3 separate regions of the Homo sapiens genome follow, and all the other regions are linked to region 1. Evidence: read pairs that join two places in POLR2A ChIA-PET (ENCODE). Cell type or tissue: GM12878. All regions are shown on one strand. Links, peaks and the distances in the headings refer to the core of each region. The heading gives the core; the rest is flanking DNA. Region 1 overlaps IRF5 (interferon regulatory factor 5). Region 2 overlaps TNPO3 (transportin 3). Region 3 overlaps TNPO3 (transportin 3).

Region 1 (6,185 bases), core at 1-5,000:
TGAAGACTGGAGTAGGGCGGGGTCCGCGTCCAGCTGCGCCTGGAAAGCGAGCTCGGGTGGGTGCCTACAGCAGGGTGCGCCCGGCCGGCCTGGGACTTCCAAAGCGCCTCCCACGCCCCGATCGGTTTGGGGTGCTGGCGCCCGGGGAGCCCAGTGACCCAGGCGGCGGAGTGGGCAGCGCTGCGGGGGGCGCCGGCTCTGCTGCTCTCCCTCCCCCTCGCCATCGCCCAGAATGGGGGTTCCCGGGAGCCCCGCTGGAGGCTGGCTTGGACCACAGAGGAGCGAGGCCCGATCCTTACTTTCGATGCACTCGCCCTTGCTCTTACCGGGCCACCCTCACCCTTTCGGAAAAGAGGTTGAGGTTAAAGCGTTCATCCCCCGGGATCTTCAGGCCAATGGCAGGAACTGTGCAAGAGTTTGGGGGAAGATGGTGTCAGGTAGAGGCTGCGTCCCTGGGCTCGCGGCCGGGAATGGCAGACTCTCGTCCCCCGAGCAGCGGAAAAGGATGGGGCGCAATAGTTCCTGGGCTGGTTTCCTCAGGTCCTGTCCCAGAACTTAAGAAGGCAACAATGAAGAGGCTAAACGTGGAGGAAAAGTGAGGCTAGCATGGCCGGGATGCGTGGGGAGATGGTTGTCTCCGGACCCCGGGAGGGGCGGGAGCGGGTACCTGGGAGCAGAGGCTGGAGTGGGGGACTTTCCCAGCCTCGCGGCCACGCTGAACACAGCAGGGCGAGGACCGGGGTGCTGCTCCTCCAGCAGCAGGAGGAGAGGTCCAGAGGCCGACTCTGGAGGTGGGGGTGGCTCCGCGGGCTGGCCCAGGGGGTGTGCCCCAGCGGAGCACGCGGGAGGGGTGGGGGCGGAGGGGAGGGGGGAGCAGGGGCGGAGGACTGGGCTGGGCCTGGGCTCCTCGAGGGCCCAGAATGGGGATAAGTGACCAGAACCAGAGAGGGCTCGGCTGTATCGATGTAGGAAACTGTAGCCCCTCAGGAGGCCCTCTGGCAAGACCTCCCCTTCCTGCCCCCACCCCCAGTAGTTATGGGGCCTGGGGTGCTGGGGCTGAGGGGTTCCAAGAGTCAAGGGAAGCACTGGGAAATCACCCCTTTTTATCTAAAGGCCCTACTTTGGGGTTTTTCCCCTGTACCCTGGTCTTCCCCTACCCTGACCCTGGGAGGAAGCTGAAAGAAGCTTCTTTCTGGGCACCTTTTGCCCCAGAGCCTCAGCCTGTCTGGACCAGGTGGGCAGCAGGGCCCAGGGTGTGGGCAGCTGACCCGGAGGGGTGGGATTTGGGGGTCAGGGCCTGTACAGGGAACCCCTTGTCCTCTCCCTGAGCTGGGTGTGGGTTTGCAAGGAGACATGTGACCCAGACCAACCCTGGGAGCAGCAGGGCGCCTGCTGTCTGGCCACTCTTACTAGGACTGCTGTGGCACTTCCTCCCCTAGTGGGTCCCTGGTGCCCATGAATTGCAGCTCCTGGGTGGTGGTGGGGGCACTGTCTCCTGGGACTCCAGCATGGCCCTGGGGTGAGCTGTGGGCTTACCCCACCTCAGCAGGTCCTCTAGGGCTGCCCACTGGATGCTTCGCTGCCTCACACAATTGTAGGGACTTCCTCAGGCTGTTGGATTTCCCCACCTTCCGGGGCTCAGGTCCATTGACTTAGGTCTAGGGCTCCATACATTTCACCCAGAGACTCCGGAGCCTGGCAGGCAGACCTGTTCTGACACCGAACTTCCAAAGTCATGGGCCTTGATTGGGGTGGTCTGAATTAGACCTAGCCCTTTTCTGGGCAGAAGGGAGCTTCTAGGAGGATGGATGCTGTTCGGGTTAGAGCTCGTGTGGACCTAGCTGCAGGCAAAAGCCTTGAGGCTGAGTCCCTTCTGTGGCATGGTGGACAGACTCTCGCTCATCACAGCCGGGCTTGTCACGGGAGCTCCTCCTCCACACCCCTCCCTAAGCTGCCTGTATGGACGCGGCCCTCTGACACTGAGGTCGGAGTTATCATTTCAAAACCTTGCTCTGTATTAAACAGCCGTGTTGGGCAGGGCCAGACTGCTGGACTGACAGTAGGGGGCAGGCAGCCGGACCCTCTGAGCTCCCCAACGGCACCAGCGCCTGCACGGCCTCAGCCCAGGGGGTCATTAGGGAAGCTCTCCCCGATTCTGTGCAGACAGAGCTTCCTCTGTCCACCCTTGCTCGGCCAGAATTGTGTGCCGCTGGTGACTGGCACCCCTCTATTCTAGGGCCAAGGCCTCTCAGGGGTCTACAGATACAACTATGGGTGGGTGCACACCCATGTTATAAACCACACTAAATGCACAAAAACTGTCTGCAAGTTTGGGGTGCGGGGAACAGCTCTGGGTGGGAGGTTGGAAATTTGGTCTGGGGGACCCACTCGGCTCCCTCCCTCAGCCCACAGTGAGTCTGGTTTCTGAGTTGTCCCGGTCTAGCCACTTTCGTTTCCCCTGGGGCCGGGTGGAGGCTGGGGCAGAAAGCGGAACTGAGCCCGCGTGTTCTGAGGCCAGGGCAGGGCTGGAGCGTTCTGAACACCTCCCCGTCCCAGCCCCTGGGCCAGGCAAGGGCCGGCCTTACCTCTCCTGGGTTGGTGGCAGCAGAGCTGGGCTCTGAGGGAGGCCTGCAATGTGAGACAGTAGCAGCTCAGAGGCGGCACTAGGCAGGTGCAACCCCAAAAGGTACTGGGCAGGGAATTTCAGGGGAAACTGAGGCTCCATGCTGCAAGGCCAAAGCAGGCCCAGACACAGGGAGTTCAGCTCGAACGTTTGCTCCTTACTTGCTGACCGACACATTCACTTCTGATGGGCTGTGCTGTGTAATGACCCAGTCCTTTCTGTCTTCCACCCAGGGGTCTCAAGTGAAGGGCCAAGGGCATGGGTAAGGGGAGGAGAGGGACAGAAGGGGACTCAGGACTGTGGAGAGTTTCCGGTTCTGGGCTGGAGAGGGAGTTGGGCAGGTGAAGGGGAGGAGGCAGGGTCCCTCTGGCCTGACTCCAGGGAGGCAGTGAAGCTGTGGCCTGGGAGGCGGGGCTCGTGCCCCTGGGTAGGTAGCAGTTAGAGCTGTGGCTTCTGTTTCCTGTAGCCTTCCTAACAGGCTCCGGCAGGCGTTAGGGCCTTCCTAAGTGCTACCCGAATGCGTGTCCAGTGGGAGGAGAAGGGGGAGGACCAAGAACCTAGATGAATGGCCCTAGAGAGGTAACATCTGTTTGGTGCCTGCTGTCATTGGAGGTGGGTTGAGTTGGTTGATGGGATTTCTCTAAAGATATTGAGAAACTGCTTTCCTCTGAGGGCAGGTGTCCTTGGGAGCTCCAGATGAGATTCTTGTTGAGGGCATCTCCGGAGGGAACTCTCAGGGGATGGAGGGTGAGAAAACTTGGGCAGGGAAGAATCGAACTAGGGGTGTAGACTGAGCAGGAGGCTGTCTTCGGGCTGATCCCACAGAGCGCTCGCTGTCCCAGGTAGCCAGCTTGAGACAAGACAGCCGGGCTTTTGGTGTCAGGCAGTCACTGGCTGTGGGCTGCCCCCCAAGAGCAAGGGGTGGGCCTAACCTGTGGTGTGAGTAGTGGAAGGCGGTTCTCTGGCCAACGGGCTGCTTGCTGCTGTTAGCAGTTGGAGAATGGATGCCTCTGCCCGGTAAAGGGCACCTGGGGCCGCGCCCGCAGCATTCACTAACTCGTAACTCTCCTTCCCTTCCTCCAAACACAAAATTCCATGACACTAGACAAGAAAGCTGATGCTTGGAAAAGAGAATTGGCCTTAAATACCTAGATGGACTGGAGAGACCATCCTTTGTGGTCCATAGCTTGACCTCTGAGTACCCTGTCCCCATCCACCTGCAGACCTGCTGAGGCTCCCCTCTGGCTTTCTCCTGCAGACCCCTCTGCCATGAACCAGTCCATCCCAGTGGCTCCCACCCCACCCCGCCGCGTGCGGCTGAAGCCCTGGCTGGTGGCCCAGGTGAACAGCTGCCAGTACCCAGGGCTTCAATGGGTCAACGGGGAAAAGAAATTATTCTGCATCCCCTGGAGGCATGCCACAAGGCATGGTCCCAGCCAGGACGGAGATAACACCATCTTCAAGGTAAGCCCCGGGGAGGAGGTTGGCTGGACCTCCAGGGCACCCTGTCCCCAGAAGAGGAGCGCACATAACGCACACAGGCAGCTCCTCGAGGCTGGCCACCCGCCCAGCTACCATGCTGCTGCTGATGCCGGGCCCGGACTAAGGGGATGCAGACGTAGACACAGGGTACACCTTTTTCCTTTTTTTTTTTTTTTAAGACAGAGTCTCGCTCTGTAGCCCAGGCTGGAGTGCAGTGGCACGATCTCAGCTCACTGCAACCTCTGCCTCCTGGGTTCAAGCAATTCTCCTGCCTCAGCCTCCTGAGTAGCTGGGATTACAGGCATGAGCCACCACGCCTGGCCTAGGGCACATCTTTTCTAACCTGCACCCTAGAGCATCGTGGGGACTGAGGGTCCCCAGAAGGCCTTCCCATAACTCGTCCTACTCACCCTTTGCTCGTCTCACTCCTATTACTCATGAGGACTTGTTCAGTGCACGCATATGCTAAAGGAAGCCAACGATCATCATCTTTCTAAAAATTTTATTTTTAAATTAGTATATATTTATGGGGTACACAGTGGTGATTTGATAAGCACAGTGATCAGATCAGGTACTTAGCATATCCATAATCTCAAACATTTGTCATTTCTTTGTGTTGGGAACAAACTATTTTTAATATAAGATTCAGATACATCATCAATCTTTCAATTGTTTAAATTTTCTAATTTTTTTTAGAGACAGGGCCTCACACTGTTGACCAGATTCCAATTTTTTTTTTTTTTTTTTTTTTTTTTTTGAGACAGGGTCTCACTCTGTCACCCAGGCTGGAGTGCAGTGGCTTGATCTCAGCTCACTGCAGCCTCGACCTCCCAGGCTCAGGTGAGTCTCCCATCTCAACCTCCTTGAGTAGCTGGGATTACAGGTGCCTGCCACCACAACTGGCTAATTTTTTGTACTTTTAGTAGAGACTTTGCCATGTTGCCCAGGCTGGTCTTGAACTCCTGGACTCAAGCAATCCACCCACCTCAGCCTCCCAGAGTGCTGGGATTACAGGTGTGAGCCACCATGCCCGGCCCAATCTTTTTTTTTAATTGATGTACTACAACTGTACATATATACTCTTTTTTTTTTTTTTTGAGATGAGTTGTTGCTCTGTTGCCTAGTGTTGCACCATTGGTGAGCAGTGGTGCAGTCATAGCACAACCTCCAACTCAGCTCAAGTGATCCTCCAGTCTCAGCTTCCTGAGTAGCCGTGACTACAGGTGCATGCCACCATGCCCAGCTAATTTTTTTTTTTTTTTTTGAGATGGAGTCTTGCTTTTTCACCCTAGCTGGAGTGCAATGGCACAATCTCAGCTCACTGCAACCTCTGCCACCTGGGTTCAAGCAATTCTCCTGCCTCAGCCTCCCGAGTAGCTAGGATTACAGGCACCTGCCACCATGCCCGGCTAATTTTTTTTTTTTTTTTTTTTTTTTTTTTTTTTTTTGTATTTTTGGTAAAGACAGGGTTTCACCCTGTTGGCCAGGCTGGTCTTGAACTCCTGACCTCATGATCCACCTGCCTTGGCCTCCCAAAGTGCTGGGATTACAGGCGTGAGCCACCGTGCCCAGCCTAATTTTTTGATTTTGATATTTGTAAAGATGAGGTCTCACTTTGTTGCCCAGGCTGGTCTCAAGCTCATGGGCTCAAGTGATCCTCCCACCTCAGCCTCCTGAGTAGCTGGTATCACAGGCGCAAGCCACTGTGCTCTCTCCAATAATCTTAATGCTAGGATGTACCTCGCATAATAGTTTTTGCTTACATTTTAGTTTTTTTGCACATGTGTGTATATGGAATGCAAAATTGGAATCAAGTGAATATCTTGATTTATAGCCTGGATTTTTTTCACCCAATATCAGGATCAGCTTTCCTTTCCAACATACGTCCACATCACTTTTCGTGACTGTAGAATTTCCACTGGAATGGTTTAGCACAATTTGGTCACTGAGTCTTGGTTTTTAGATACTTGAGATTGCTTTTAAAACCTGAACTTAAAAACCACATTGTCATGTAGGCTGTCTTAATGCTTCCCTTTTTTTCATCCTCAATTATTTTGGGGGTTGATTTCCTAGAGTTGAA
Region 2 (7,370 bases), core at 931-5,930, 68 kb after region 1:
CTGATTAAACCTCTTTTCTTTATAAATTACCCAGTTTCAGGTATTTCTTTTCTTTTCTTTTTTTTTTTTTTTTTGAGATGGAGTATTGCTCTGTTGCCCAGGCTGGAGTGCAGTGCCACAATCTCGGCTCGCTGCAACCTCCACCTCCCTGGTTCAAGCAATTCCCCTGCCTCAGCCTCCCAAGTGGCTGGGATTACAGATGCACATCACCATACCCAGCTAATTTTTTTGTATTTTTAGTAGACACGGGTTTCACCATGTTGGCCAGACTGGTCTCAAACTCCTGACCTCAGGCAATCCGCCCACCTTGGCCTCCCAAGGTGCTGGGATTACAGGCATGAGCCACTGAGCCCAGCCTCAAGTATTTCTTTATAGCAGCATGAGACTGGACTAACACAATCCCCAAATACAACTTTATAGGTAGCTGCTATTATTGTCTCTACTTTCTCAATGGGAAAACTGAAGTAGAGAGAGGTTACAGACTTACCCAAGTTGTTTCAGAAATAACTTACTAATTTCTTAGTTCCCACTTCTGCATTATCCAAAAAATTATTTTACAAGTAATTTACTTACTTATATACCTGGTTGATACAGAATAGATAATAAGCTAGAGTAAGCTAGGCATACCACTGTATATTTCCACAAGAAAAGCTAATGTTTCAGCTTTGGCAATAGAATAATAAACATGTCATCCCACAGAAAGTGATACTACTATAAATACTATAAAAGAGATAAAACAGAATTAGACTAAAACTCAATGTTTCTCCTTGTAGTCTGTTTTTGTGATATATATTTTTTCCAAAGTAAAATGTAATGCATCTTTTTCTAGGCAAAGAATGTTTTAAAAAAAGCTCTTGCAAGCAATGAGTTAGAAATATAATTTCCATGGGGTTCAGGAGGCATGAGAGTGGGGGTGAAATCCCATAATGTATTATTAAATAAGATCTAAATAGTGATATTTGTGGTTACAATGCAGATATAAACTACACAGGAAAATTTCCCAAGTTCAAAGCTTCATCTACTACATAAACCTACATTGAAGATGACTGTCTTTATTATTGTGCTCCAAAGAATGCTAGGTTGCTAAGATGAAGAGAAGTGAGGGGTTAATGAATGACTGTATACCAGCTCATTCCCACAGAAGGCTATTTAAGATATTCGGGTCTGGAAGCTACCTTTAAAACAAAGCAAAACAAAACAAAAAACCACCTTTCCTTCTCAGAAGACAGAAGAAAGGAAGTCCAAGTATATTAATATACTTGACTCTTTCTATTTCTTCTCTCTCTTCCAGGCCATTACATTTCAGGGGGAGGAAGAAAAGTACATGAAAAATAAGCTGACCAGTCATTGCAACATTTACTGAGCCCTTTCTGTGCACCAGGCACTGTTTTAAGAGCTTTATATGTATTAAATCATTTAATCCCCACAATATGAAACAGATACTATTATCCCCATTATACTGATGAGAAAACTGAGGCAGACAGTCAAGTAACTCGCCCAATATGGCACAGGTAGGAAACAGCATAGCCAGGACTTAAACTTAAGAAGTCTGGCTTCAAAGTCTATGATCTTAACCATTACACGATAGCTACCTCCCAAACTTGCTTACATACATAGAACAAAGATATGATTAATATCAAGGACTTCCTATATTTCAAAAGCCTGTAAAGTTAGGCAGACTGCAACAATAATCTATCTTACTAATATTATACATTATTATCAGTGTAACTAGCTATATACTAATTTACCTGGATAATGATTCGTGTATTACCAAAGAAAGCCATGAAATATTAACAGCATGGGGAAACAGAATCATCTATCACACATGAACCAACTATTTTACTAGTTTTAAGCATGTCAGCTTGAAGTATACATCATTTGTAATGAATAACATCAGAACTTGATTGCTAACTAAATGCAGACTCACTTCCGCTCATTTTCATTTATTGTGCATATTGCATTATATATGCTTGTTGGAAAAAGGTGGAGTTGCAGCTAACTTGCAGAGAAATTAACCACGTAACTATGAGTATACACATAAGTTTATGTCTAGGATATAGACTTCTGAGACATCTGTCACTATCTAAAGCCACAAGAGGCACAGAGTAAATATCCAAGTATTTATAGAAGGAAGAATGGCAGGGGCCGGGTGTGGTGGCTCACGGCTGTAATCCCAGCACTTTGAGAGGCTGAGGTGGGTGGATCACAAGGTCAGGAGTTTGAGACCAGCCTAACCAACATGGTGAAACCCCGTCTCTACTAAAAATACAAAAATTAGCCAGGTGTGGTGGCACGCACCTGTAATCCCAGCTACTCAGGAGGCTGGGGCAGGAGAACTGCTTGAATCTGGGATGCAGAGGTTGCAGTGAGCTGAGATTGCGCCATGGTACTCCAGCCTGGGCGACAGAGCAAGACTCTGTCTAAAAAAAAAAGAAGGAAGAATGGCAGGAAAGGAAAGAACTAAGAGCCCTTGCTTTAGAGGGGAAAGTATTTGTAAAAAGTCATCAGAGCCTGCGTGCAGTGGCTCACACCTGTAATCCCAGCACTTTGGGAGGCTGAGGTGGGAGGATCGCTTGAGCCCAGGAGTTCTAGACTAATCTGAGCAACAAAGTTAAGACCCTGTCTCTACAAAAAAATTAAAAAATAAAACAACACTTTAAAAGTCACCAGAAAACACACTAGATGAGATAAGAAAATGTCACAAATATGGTTCTGGCCCCATTAAGTTCTTCTAGATATTTTTTACTCAAGACTTTCTTTGTTCCCCTGAAACTCAGAAAGAAAATATTCAGGGATGCCAGGCACTAAAATGGCCAGAATTTTTAGAAAAGACTATGACACTAATATATGCAATATATTTAAATATGTAATACGTAAACTAATAAATGCACAGGAGCACTTAATTTAATACGGTTCAAGGCTGAAAGTAGCAAAATGAACGGAGTAACTAAGTTCCCTTAACATGAACTGGAGCCACTGAGAGATTTCTCTTTAAGAGCTGATACTCATTCTCTCTCCCCCTCAACCTGTCTCAAACTCTCAATTGAATCTTTGATGCTGTTGATATAAACTCATTACATAATCACTTGGCCTTTAGACTTCCTGAATGATATTTCAATTTTAATAAGACATGATGTGTACAAGTGGAAGGATTTGCTTGTACATTCTAACTATTGACTCAAACTGAAAGACCAAATTCTGAAAAAAACCTGTTTCTAAAACTAATCTCTTTGAAAAGATGAAATTCTGCAAATTAAATCAAACATACATTCTAAAACATCAGAACTAACAGTTATCTTCTGTTCCTCTTTGAGAGCTATGCTATGTTAAAAATCTGCCTCTTAAAGTCCTCAAAAGCTTCAAGATAAATGCCACAGAGTCCAGAAGAGCTCACCAGTAAAAAGATAGCAGGGATAAATAAGAATTGAGATCTTAGATTAACAAAATAGAAAGTGAAGAGACAAAAATGTTAGAAGCACAGGTTCAGTTTAGCTATGAGAGCAAGCAGAAACACGTTTAAAACTTCAAAAAGTTCAACACCATGTTTAGGAATGGGTCCATTAGGACAGACCACAAAAGTATAATACTAACAAGAAATAGGACAGAATGTAATCATTAAAGGAGAGTGTGCAGGAAACTAAATGAGAAAAGGTCTTAAGAGGGGTTTGGAACCTGGCATTACAGCCACATGCCTATTTTTTTCTTGGCCATTTTGGACTAATTTCATCCCCTGGGTTCTATAACATGACAAGCTACATGACAAAATTAGAGACATTTTTAAGCACCACAGGAAATATATTTTTCAGACTGCATCACAGTTCCTCAAAATATCACCTGTGATTGATTGTCATGATGTGCTAAGTCAGGCACGTGCCTTGAATGCCCAAGTGGCTGCTGTAGTTGACTGCTGTGGCAGTAACCATGACACAAAATACATGTGGATGGGATTATTTTAAATTCACAAGTGCTTACAAAAAGAAAATGACAAATTCAAGTCCATTAACTCTCACCTCAGGCCACAGTCTGAGCACCACAGCTTTCACGCCCAGTCTAAAAGCAGCTCTTACTTTTTGTAGCTACAAAGTTAGTACTGCTGAAACTCGTATACCAAACTTAGTTGTGTGACTTGCTGAATTACAAACAACAGGTGAATTTACAGTCCCTCCACACTTCTCATGTGAAAGTTAGGAAACTGACTGGTAAAGAATGGGATTCTGAAACTTGGAAAGGAGACACCTGGTTGGACCTAAATGAACATGAGTCCATCATACTTCAAAAAGACAAAGCCAGAAAAAAAAAAATTCAAGGCAGCTTTAAAATAAATCCTCATTTTGAAAAGAATTAAGATTTATCCTACCTTTCTAGTAGGAGCTCATAAGAATGCCAACTTATATGTACAAGAAATAACAGAAATAGTCAAATATCATTTTGCAACCCATGATGAAATTATTATTATTTTTAGAGACAGTCTTGTTCTGTTGCCCAGACTGGAGTGCACTGGCACAATCGTGGCTCACTGCCACCTTGAACTCCTGGGGTCAAGTGATCCTTCCTGCCTCAGCCTCTTGAGTAGCTGGGACTACAGGTGCATGCCAACATGCTTGGTTAATGTATTATTTTTTTTTTGAGACAGGCTCTTGCTATGTTGCCCAGGCTGGTCTTGAATGCCTGACATCAAGCAACCGTCCCACCTCAGCCTTCCAACGTGCTGGAATTATAAGCATAAACCACATTGCCTGGCCCATAATGAAATTATTGATTAAGGTAGGGATTATCTACTGGAATGTAAAACAATTAGGCTAAAGTCTGATAGGGAATTGAACATTCATAAACTAACAAGCTACCATCACACAAACTACATTATATTACAAAGGAGGAAAGTGAACTTTAAAAATGGAAGGAACAGACTTTCATCTTAATCCAGTGGTCAACCCTAGCATCACTAATAGAAGGTCAACTGAACGCTGTATATATACTAAGACATAGCATCAAGTACCTATGATATATTCTAGCCCAAAATATTTAACTTTAAAAAACTAATCCTCTAAGCCTCTCAGTTTTTCTCAATCAGGATTCTAGGAAAGAATTATATCCTATAGGTTGGGTGTGGTGGTTCACGTTTGTAATCTCATCATTAAGGGAGGCCAAGGAGAGAGGATCACTTGAGACCAGGTTTGAGACCATAGAGAAGCTCTATATCTACAAAAAAAAAAAATTGTATAGAATTAAGCCCTTCAGAAAATTATCTGAGTGCCCATCTTCTTAATTATCCTAAGGGCGGTATATAGCTAGAACCATTATTAATGTAGAGGAAAGAATTCATTACATATAACGAATAGCTTTAGGCTTAATTCTCTTGAGGAACCCCTACTGAGAAGGGCTGTTTTAGATACAACTTCCAATTAGAGGAAATACAGAGAAAAGAAAAACATGCTAAAGGAAACGAAGGAGAGGCAATCAGAAAATCATAAAGGTAAGATAATTCTATAAAATGACTGGTACAATCTCTTCAACAAGTCATGTTATTTTAAACAAGGAACAGAATGTGGGACTGTGACTAAGAACCTGATACAAGGCATAGTTACAGATTGGATATTCTTTGTAAAAAGTATCTTTTTTTGTTTTTTCTTTTTGTTGAGATGGAGTCTCACTCTGTCGCTCAGGCTGGAGTGCAGTGGTGCCATCTCGGCCCACTGCAACCTCTGCCTCCCGGGTTCAAGCAATTCTCCTGCCTTGGCCTCCCGAGTAGCTGGGACTACAGCTGCATGCCACCACGCCCAGCTAATTTTTGTGTTTTTAGTAGAGACGGGGTTTCACCATGTTGGCCAGGATGGTCTCGAGCTCCTGACCTTGTGATCTGCCAGCCTTGGCCTCCCAAAGTGCTGGGATTACAGGCATGAGCCACCACGCCCAGCCTGTAAAGAATATCTTAGGACCAACTGGTGAAATGTGAATATGGTCTGGGTTTATCAGATGATATGAAAACTTACTAACTTGAAAAGGTAAGCAGATGACTGAAAAAGCAAGATGCAGAAGAATAAGTAAAGTATAACTTCATTTGGGCTTAAAAAATCTGTATATATATCCATAAATATGTTCATAGAGGATATGTATTAAAGGGTTAACTGTATGATCTCCAGATGGTTTGAGTGAAATTTGCTGTACATATTTTCTAATTTTCCATAAAACTATTTCTTTAAAATAAATGGCTAAGTGAAAAACATATATTTAACTTAAAAGAATTATTTTTCAATGAATTTCTTTTTTCTTTTTCTTTCTTTTTTTTTTTTTTTTTTTTGAGATGGAGTCTCCCTCTGTTGCCCAGACTGGAGTGCAGTGGTGCAATCTTGGCTCACTGCAACCTCCGCCTCCCAGGTTCAAGAGATTCTCCTGCCTCAGCCTCCCGACTAGCTGGGACTACAGGAGTGCACCACCATACCTGGCTAATTTTTGTATTTTTAGTACAGACAGGGTTTCACTATGTTGGCCAGGCTGGTCTCAAACTCCTGACCTCAAGTAATCCACCCGCCTCAGCCTCCCAAAGTGCTGGGATTACAGGGGTGAGCCACTGCACCCAGCCCTCCAATGAATTTCTAATACAAAACTGAACACAATTTTTAATAGAATTTTAATTTTTTTTCAAACTAAAAGATCTATGAACTTGCTATACTGAAACACATCTCTGAAAAATAATTTACTACAGGTTAAGTATCCCTAATCCAAAACTCCAAAATGCTCCAAAATCCAAAACTTTTTGAGTGCCAACATAACGCTCAAAGGGAATGCTCACTGGAGCATTTCAGATTAGGAATGCTGAACCACAAAGTATAATGCAAATATTCCAAAATTTTAAAAACTCAGAAATCCTAAATACTACTTTTTTTACCCTACCCTAAACCCTTCTGGTCCCAAGCCTTTCAGTAAGGGATATTCAACCTGTATCCACATTATTGAGAAAATTAAGCTGGACTATAAAGACTTAAAAATGAGATATGGGCTAATCAATTTATTAGCATCTACTTTAGGAACCAGTAAACATTTTCTATAAAGAACCAGATAAACCGTCTACACTTTGCAAGCCATATGGTCTCTGAAAAATACTCAATTATGCTGATGTAGACCAAAATAATGGACAAAATATAACCAAATGGGCATAACTGTGTTCCAACAAAGCTTTATTTACAAAAAGAGGCAGCCAACCCATAAACTATAGATTTACACACTCCTGCTCTAGAGTATTAAAAATGTCAACTAACTGAAAGGAGCTTAATCACATCTAATTTTTTAAAAAATGTGTATTAGCTCATCCATAATGCGATACTCCTCAAAGGTCAAGTAAAATCTTCTATCACCTTTCAGTTCATCTTTAA
Region 3 (7,370 bases), core at 1,205-6,204, 77 kb after region 1:
CGTTATAGTGTTACACAGCAAAACAGAGTGACTATAGTTAATAATTTATTGAGTACTTCAAAATAGCTGAAAGAGAAGATTTAGAATGTTCCCTACACAAAGAAATGATAAAGGTTTGAGGTGATGGATATCTCAATTTGATCATCACCTGATTTGATCTGATCATCACATATTACATACTTGGACAAAAATAATACATGTCACTGGGCACAGTGGCTCACGCCTGTAATCCCAGCACTTCGGGAGGCCAAGGCAGGTGGATCACTTGAGGTCAGGAGTTCGAGGCCAGCCTAGGCAACATGGAGAGACACCATCTCTACAAAAAATAAAAAATTTAGCTGGGCATGGTGGCGCACACCTGTAGTCCCAGCTACTCAGGAGGCTGAGGTGAGAGGATCACTTGAGCCCAGGAGGAGGAGGGTGCAGTAAGCTGAGATCATGCCACTGCACTACAGCCTAGGAGACAGAGACCCTGCTTCAAAAAATAAAAGTAATACATGTAACCCCATAAATATGTACAACTATCATGTATCAATTAGAAAAAAAAAGAAAGGATCCTTTCTTAGTAAAGTAGATTTATACACACTTCCCTTTGCATGATCCTTTATTAACAGCCAACAGTTTGGAGCATTAAGCAGTAGAAGAGCACAAGATAAATAATGAGATGGCCTTAGTTCCAATTCTGAATTAACAGTTGTGTAACTCTAAAGTCCATTTTTCATTCATAAAAGAGATAACGTCACCTTTAGAGGATTATACAGAAACTTAAAAAGCATAGTTTCTGAAAGTATGTTGTCATGGTAAGGTGTTACATAAATACCAAAGCATCATCATTAAATTTTGCAAAGAAAGCTATTTCACAATAATGCAATTGATTACAAAATAACCGCCATGGCTTTCTGCCTTTATGCAGCAACTTAGTATTTCAAACTTACTCACCAATAGAGATACTACTGTACTAGAGTAGAAGGCCAAATCTTCTATAATTTCTGTGCGCCGATTAGCTCCAATTCGTAAGGAACGACTATGTACTTCTTCAGGTAACACTGTAAGGATCTCCAGCAAAAAAGGCAAAGAAGTCACATCATTGCTGTATCTGCAAAAGAAAAAAGTGGAGATATGTTATTTATAGCCAGAAAATACACAATCACATAAGATAACAGCCATCAGAGTAACTCACAACAACAAAAGCAACATTCCCACCACTGTTAAGGGGGAGAAAAAAGATACAAACATAAATGTCCTCCATAATTAGTTAAGATTAAAAAAAGGACACAGTTATTCAATGAAACATAGCCATTATAATGAACATGATATCTATATGTCCTAACATGAAAAAAAGTCCATAATGTAGTAAGTGAAAAACATGTATGAAACATATTGAATATGGGTGAACAAATATATAGGTATATGTACATTAAAATATATATGCACTTATTTATTTTAAAATGCATAAAGGAAACTCTACATAGCCAATTGTTAATAGTGGTTGCTTATAAAATACAGGGTTAAGGGCCAGTTGTGGTGGCTCATGCTTATGATCCCAGCACTTTGGGAGGCCAAGGCAGGAGGATCACGAGTCCACAAGTTCGAGACCAGCCTGGGCATCACAGGGAGACCGTTTCTACATTCAAAATTTTTTAATCAGCCAGGCATGGTGGTATGCATCTGTAATCCCAGCTACTCGGGAGACTGAGGCAGAAGGATCTCATGAGCCCAAGAGTTGCAGGTTCCAGTGAACCATGATCACACCACTGCACTTCAGCCTGGGTGACAGAGTGAGACCCTGTTTCAAAAATAAAATATAAGGATAGGGAGAGAGGACGGGGTTCATTTTGCACTTTGAAGGTTTCCATACTGTTAGAATTTTTTCAAGGAGCATGTATCAATTTCCCCAATAAAAATTTTATTTAAAAAATAAGCTATCCACTCAGGAGGCTGAGGTGGGAGGATCACTTGAGCCCGGGAAGTCGAGGCTGAGGTTGTAGTGAGCCATGACTGTGCCACTGCACTCCAGCCTGGGTGAAACAGCAAGACTGTGTCTCCAAAAAAATAAAAATAATTTTTAAAAAAGTTATCCAAGCTGGATGAGGTGGCTCACGCCTGTAATCCCAGCACTTTGGGAGGCCGAGGTGGGCAGATCACTTGAGGTCAGGAGTTTGAGACCAGCCTGGCCAAACCCCGCCTCTACTGAAAATATAAAAATTAGCCAGGCGTAGTAGCACATGCCTGTAATCTCAGCCGCCTGGGAGGCTGAGACAGGAGAATCACCTGAACCCAGGAGGTGGAGGTTGCAGTGAGCCAAGATCGCACCGTTGAACTCCAGCCTGGGCAACAAGAGCGAGACTCCATCTCAAAATAAAATAAAATAAATAATAAGTTATCCGTAAAATGCTTTAATGACACACTATATTGGAGGTAAAAAGTAATTCTACTTTGTTCAAAAATAACTTCCCAACCAAATGCAAGCAAATATCAAGGTTATCTTGCCAGGACCCAGAAGGAATACTTGTTTCAAAGTAGCAAGCTCTGTGTGTCTAAAAAGAATATTGCCCCTCTGATAAACGTGAAACAAACTCCAATTAGTAAGAACACATATTCATAACAACCTCCCATTTAATATAATCTTAAATTCTATATTTTTACAAAATGGCTGTCATGCCAGTTAGTGAGAGTGATCCACAAGGCAATAAAAGACTTTGCTGCAATTAATTCAAGAAGTGTGTGTTACATAAATCACTAGTCTTTTACATCCCACACAATATATTTCAGTAGTATTTAAAATTTTAGATAAGTTTCATTTAATCTAACAAAGGTTAATAACATAATTCTATGTTAAGAGTTCAGGGAAATAGTCAAATATCTAGCTATTGCTAACAAATTTCTCTGTGTAGGTTAATGGCAATTCCAAATGCTAATATAGAGTCAATACAAATTACTTACTTTTCCACCAGTGTTTGCACACATCCCTTCCAGGAAGGCATCTGTAGGGCAAGATCTGCTATTGCTAAAGCCAGCTGAATAAGAGAGATTAAATAAATGAAGACAGATGAACAGAAATAGGGTCACAATAAATATTAATTGGGAAGCAAAGAAACATTTCTTCCAAACAATATGACAACTAAGACTAACCCCCTTCCCCCATTTCTCCCAACCTCCAATTCTATACATCTGATGTAAACTTTTTTGGGTTAGCTACAAATTGCTGAAATTTAAGAGTTAACCTTTAAAAACTAAAAAAAAAGAAAAGAAAAGAAGTCAGAAACAACAGACTATAGACATTCCTCAAAATATATCAATATTTACTTTTATTTGGCAATACCACAGAACTTCACAGACATATAAATTATACTATGCCAAAGGTCAAAGCTACTAATAAAGTCAGACCTTTGACTCAGTTCTCAAGTAATGGATTGCCATTTCCCTTCTCTTTGCATTTGTCATCTTGAAGACTTAAGAAAAGCCTCCTCTTTAAGGGCACTTCTATGCCAGGCAGAGAACACATGTGAGTACGTACTCACAGAAGTTTCCAGTTTTCCTATCTAATGTATTTCCCTGTCCAAGGGGGAAAGGACAGATGCTCTAGTTCAACGTTTCATTCATGAGACCTTTACTAAAGCCAATCAGCCCTGAAAGGATTTCTTAAAAGGCAACTACCTAAACCTCTGACCTAGCATGCCTGTGAAAACACATACTCACCTTATCCACTTCTGGTATCAAGTTAGTTTGAAACCAAATGAACTCCAAGATTAATACAAAAGATTAACAATTTCGTTTTCTATCCACTTACAAGAACATAGCAGTACATCTGTAATGAAGTTAACATTACCTCACATGGCCTAGCAATACGAATTAAAACAATCCTGATAAATCCAAATGGCCATACAAATTTCTCTAATGAGAAGCACAGGATTTACCTGCGTTACAATAACAGGTGACAAGTCTTTCAAGTTCTGGATATGGGTTAGCAATGAGTCCCGTAAAGAGGCATGAGAGTCTGTGGGGAGCTCATAAAATGAGGTCTGAATCTTCATTTTCATGGTCTGTGCAGCAAAATAGCATGACTCCACATCCTGCCGGATCTGTAACAACTGGTCTGAGATCTCCCATGCATGAACCTGAAAGCGTATTAGACAAAGATGTCTTAAAGAAGACTACTTTTCTAATTTTAATGACATAACCTCAATACTTATATAAACATATTTAGCCCAAAGTATAAAGAAAGAAAAATCTGACAAGCTAAATTACCCAGTAATTCAGCCAACAGTTCAATATACATTGTTATAGGCCCTGTTCAACAAAATAATTACCTAAAATCTGACTCATTCTAGGAAGGCATGAGAGCTATCAGTTAAATTAGTAGATACAATCTTGTTGATTTGAATGACTGTGTGGGTGTCAAGAGTATGAAGAAAAATGTCCCAAAAGTCTCCACTAAACTAAAATGTCACTGTATAATTTCCAATCCTAATCTATGGCTGCATGTTTCTTCTCTTTTCTTGCTTAAAATAAAGCTTTGTTCACTCTAAGAATTGAATCCAGAAGCTGTTTTAATATATCTATAAATATGAGAATATACTTCATATTGGTCTCAGTAGCCCTACATTTCAATTATTAGTTCCCGACAAAATAGCAGAAAAACTATGTTGGCTCAAGTAAATATTTCACATCCTTCAATTATTTTCTTTCTTTTTTTGGAGACAGAGTCTCACTCTGTCACCCAGGCTGGAGTGCAGTGGCACAATCTAGGCTCACTGCAACCTCTGCCTCCCAGGTTCAAGCAATTCTCCTGCCTCAGTCTTCTGATTAGCTAGGATAACAGGTGTGCACCACCACACCCAGCTAATATTTGTATTTTTAGTAGAGGCGAGGTTTCACCATGTTGGCCAGACTGATCTTGAACTCCTGACCTCAGGTGATCCCCCTGCCTCGGCCTCCCAAAATGCTGGGATTACAGGCATGAGCCACCGTGCCTGGCCCCTTCAATTATTTTCTGATGTATTACTACTTGGCAAAGTGCTACACATGTTACTGAAATCATTTTCAATGGAAAAATAAACTTATCTATAGACATAATAAAAAGAACCAAAGTATAAAATCTGCTCTCTAGTAGCCAGTCACAATTATAAAGGGGAGTCATATTTTGAAGACAACTTTGGAAACAATATCGTGCAGTAGATTGTAGACAACTAATTAATTAGATTAATTCTAATCCAATTCTACACTCAACAGCCTCTGGAAGAAGACTAACATGGACTGGCAATAATGGACTGAAAAAAATTTCAACCTCAATTTAGGAATAGTGTCTATTGTAAAGAGAAGGGGTCAATTTCTTATGAAGACAGAGCTCTTCACAAGTAATACATAATCCTTGTGTATCCTTCAAGATCTTTCCAAAGATTGATACGAAGCAAGTTAAGATATAGAAACAGGTAGAATAAATGGCTTGTACAAGTTCCTAAAGTAAATGGAAAATAAAGACCCTGAATTTCCTAATTACAGATTTACTGACATAAAACTTAGCTTTAGGCTGGGCGTGTGGCTCATACCTATAATCCCAGCACTTTGGGAGGCCAAAGCAGGAGGATTGTTTGAGCCCAGAAGTTTGACACTGGCCTGGGCAACATGGCAAGACCCCCGTGCCTCTACAAAAAAATTTAAAAATTAGCTGGGGCCCAGCACAGTCACTCACACCTGTAATCTCAGCACTTTGGGAGACAGAGGCGGGCAGATCACCTAAGGTCAGGAGTTCAAGACCAGCCTGGCCAACATGGTGAAACCCGGTCTGTACTAAAAATACAAAAAAATTAGGCGGGTGTAGTGGCACTCACCTGCAATCCTAGCTACTTGGGAGGCTGAGACAGGAAAATAGCTTGAACTCAGGAGGCAGAGGTTGCAGTGAGCCGAGATTACACCACCACACTCCAGCCTGGGTGAGAGTGAGACCCTAAAAAAACTTAAAAAATAAAAAATAAAAAATTAGCTGGGCATGGTGGCATGCACCTGTGATCCCAGCTACTTGGGATGCTGAGGCGAGAGGATCACTTGAGCCCAAGCAACAGAGTAAGACCCTGTTTTTAAAAAAACCACCCCTCCCGCCCCCCACCAAAAAACCCCAACCTTAGCTTTCAATGAAATAAGGGGTGCAAAGTAAGCATGAGGTGTTAACTTCTTTACAGATATAGTATATTTTACTAATTTTTGTACTTTTTAGTCCAAACATCGTGTCTTAAATGTATTCAACAAATGTTTAATTAATTAATGTAGTACTAATAGCACCAATTTTCCTTTCTCAAGTAAAAAAATCTTCCAAAGATTTTAGCCATTGATTAACCAGTAACCCAAGCACACCTATGATTTAATAGACCATCAGAATATCTTTACTTTGCTCATGTTAATATCTTTTTATTTTATTTTTTGAGACAGGGTCTCGCTCTGTCACCCAGGCTGGAGTGCAATGGCACGATCTCAGCTCATTGCAGCCTCAACCTCCTGAGCTCAAGAGATCCTCCTGCCTCAGCCCCCTAGTAGTTGGAACTACAGGTGTCTGCTACCACACCCGGCTAATTTTTGTATTTTTTTGTAGAGATGGGGTTTCGCCATGTTGCCCAGGCTGGTCTTGAACTCCTAAACTCAAGTGATCCTCCTGCCTTGGCCTCCCAAAGTGCTGGGATTCCAGGCGTGAGCTACCATGCCTAGCTGATATATTTTTAAATAGCAAAAAGATTCTATGAAGCTTTATACAATCTCCACAAATCCCTCAAAAAAAACAGAGCATTAGATAGCAACAAAACTAGGTGTTGTCTAGTTATCTCCAAGGGTATCTACAAGAACCCCAAAATATAAGTGGAAGGAGACAAACCAGTGACATCTGTAAGACCTGTGTGGTTTTAGTCTCAGTAAATGTGGAAGCAGAGGCAAACAACAGGGTGTCTACTGGACCTAAGAACAGAGAAACACCAAGAACCAACAGAGATTCACTGGAAAGTACAAGGAGCCAATCTGAGGATGGCAGTTGAAAATGGAGGAGGTTTGGCCGGGCGCGGTGGCTCACGCCTGTAATCCCAGCACTTTGGGAGGCTAAGGCAGGCAGATCACCTGAAGTCAGGAGTTCAAGACCAGTCGGGCCAATATGGTGAAACCCCGTCTCTACTAAAATACAAAAATTAGCTGGGCATGTTGGCGGGTGCCTGTAATCCCAGCTACTCGGGAGGCTGAGACGGCAGAATCACTTGAACCCGGGAGACGGTGGTTGCAGTGAGCCGAGATCGCACCACTGCACTCCAGCCTGGGTGGCTGAGTGAGACTCCGTCTCAAAAAAAAAAAAAAAAGAGAAAGAAAAAGGAGGAGGTTTGACCCAATCCAATAGC

What was found. Peaks named below come from ENCODE experiments on the same cell type or tissue, not always from the same donor. Only the 100,000 strongest peaks of a DNase experiment are listed, where the experiment ranks them.
Region 2: POLR2A ChIA-PET joins it to region 1 with 25 read pairs; 8 of 35 experiments call an interaction of 5 or more read pairs at or near these places.
Region 3: POLR2A ChIA-PET joins it to region 1 with 19 read pairs; 8 of 35 experiments call an interaction of 5 or more read pairs at or near these places.

Annotation. Positions count from the first base shown.
Region 1 is chr7:128,938,190-128,944,374 of GRCh38, forward strand. IRF5 (interferon regulatory factor 5) reads left to right here. Exons shown (of 9, transcript NM_001098629.3): 2 at 3,882-4,087. The coding sequence starts at 3,893. Among named protein-coding and RNA genes, the nearest start is that of IRF5, 3.4 kb to the left of the region's middle. RefSeq lists a silencer at 1-364 and enhancers at 28-611, 645-714, 2,205-2,434, 2,545-2,594. In GM12878, for the core only: a CTCF peak has its summit at 2,077 (motif pointing right); DNase peaks (open chromatin) are centred at 1,547, 1,946, 2,502, 3,079 and 1 weaker place; H3K4me3 peaks cover 4,116 bases; H3K27ac peaks cover 4,237 bases.
Region 2 is chr7:129,005,726-129,013,095 of GRCh38, forward strand. The region is part of intron 4 of TNPO3 (transportin 3); the gene reads right to left. Among named protein-coding and RNA genes, the nearest start is that of TNPO3, 46 kb to the right of the region's middle. In GM12878, for the core only: no CTCF peak of the experiment used is centred there; DNase peaks (open chromatin) are centred at 3,126 and 3,876; H3K4me3 peaks cover 1,001 bases; H3K27ac peaks cover 4,236 bases.
Region 3 is chr7:129,014,040-129,021,409 of GRCh38, forward strand. TNPO3 (transportin 3) reads right to left here. Exons shown (of 23, transcript NM_012470.4): 2 at 3,918-4,118; 3 at 2,944-3,017; 4 at 940-1,096. Among named protein-coding and RNA genes, the nearest start is that of TNPO3, 37 kb to the right of the region's middle. In GM12878, for the core only: no CTCF peak of the experiment used is centred there; a DNase peak (open chromatin) is centred at 4,052; H3K27ac peaks cover 3,158 bases.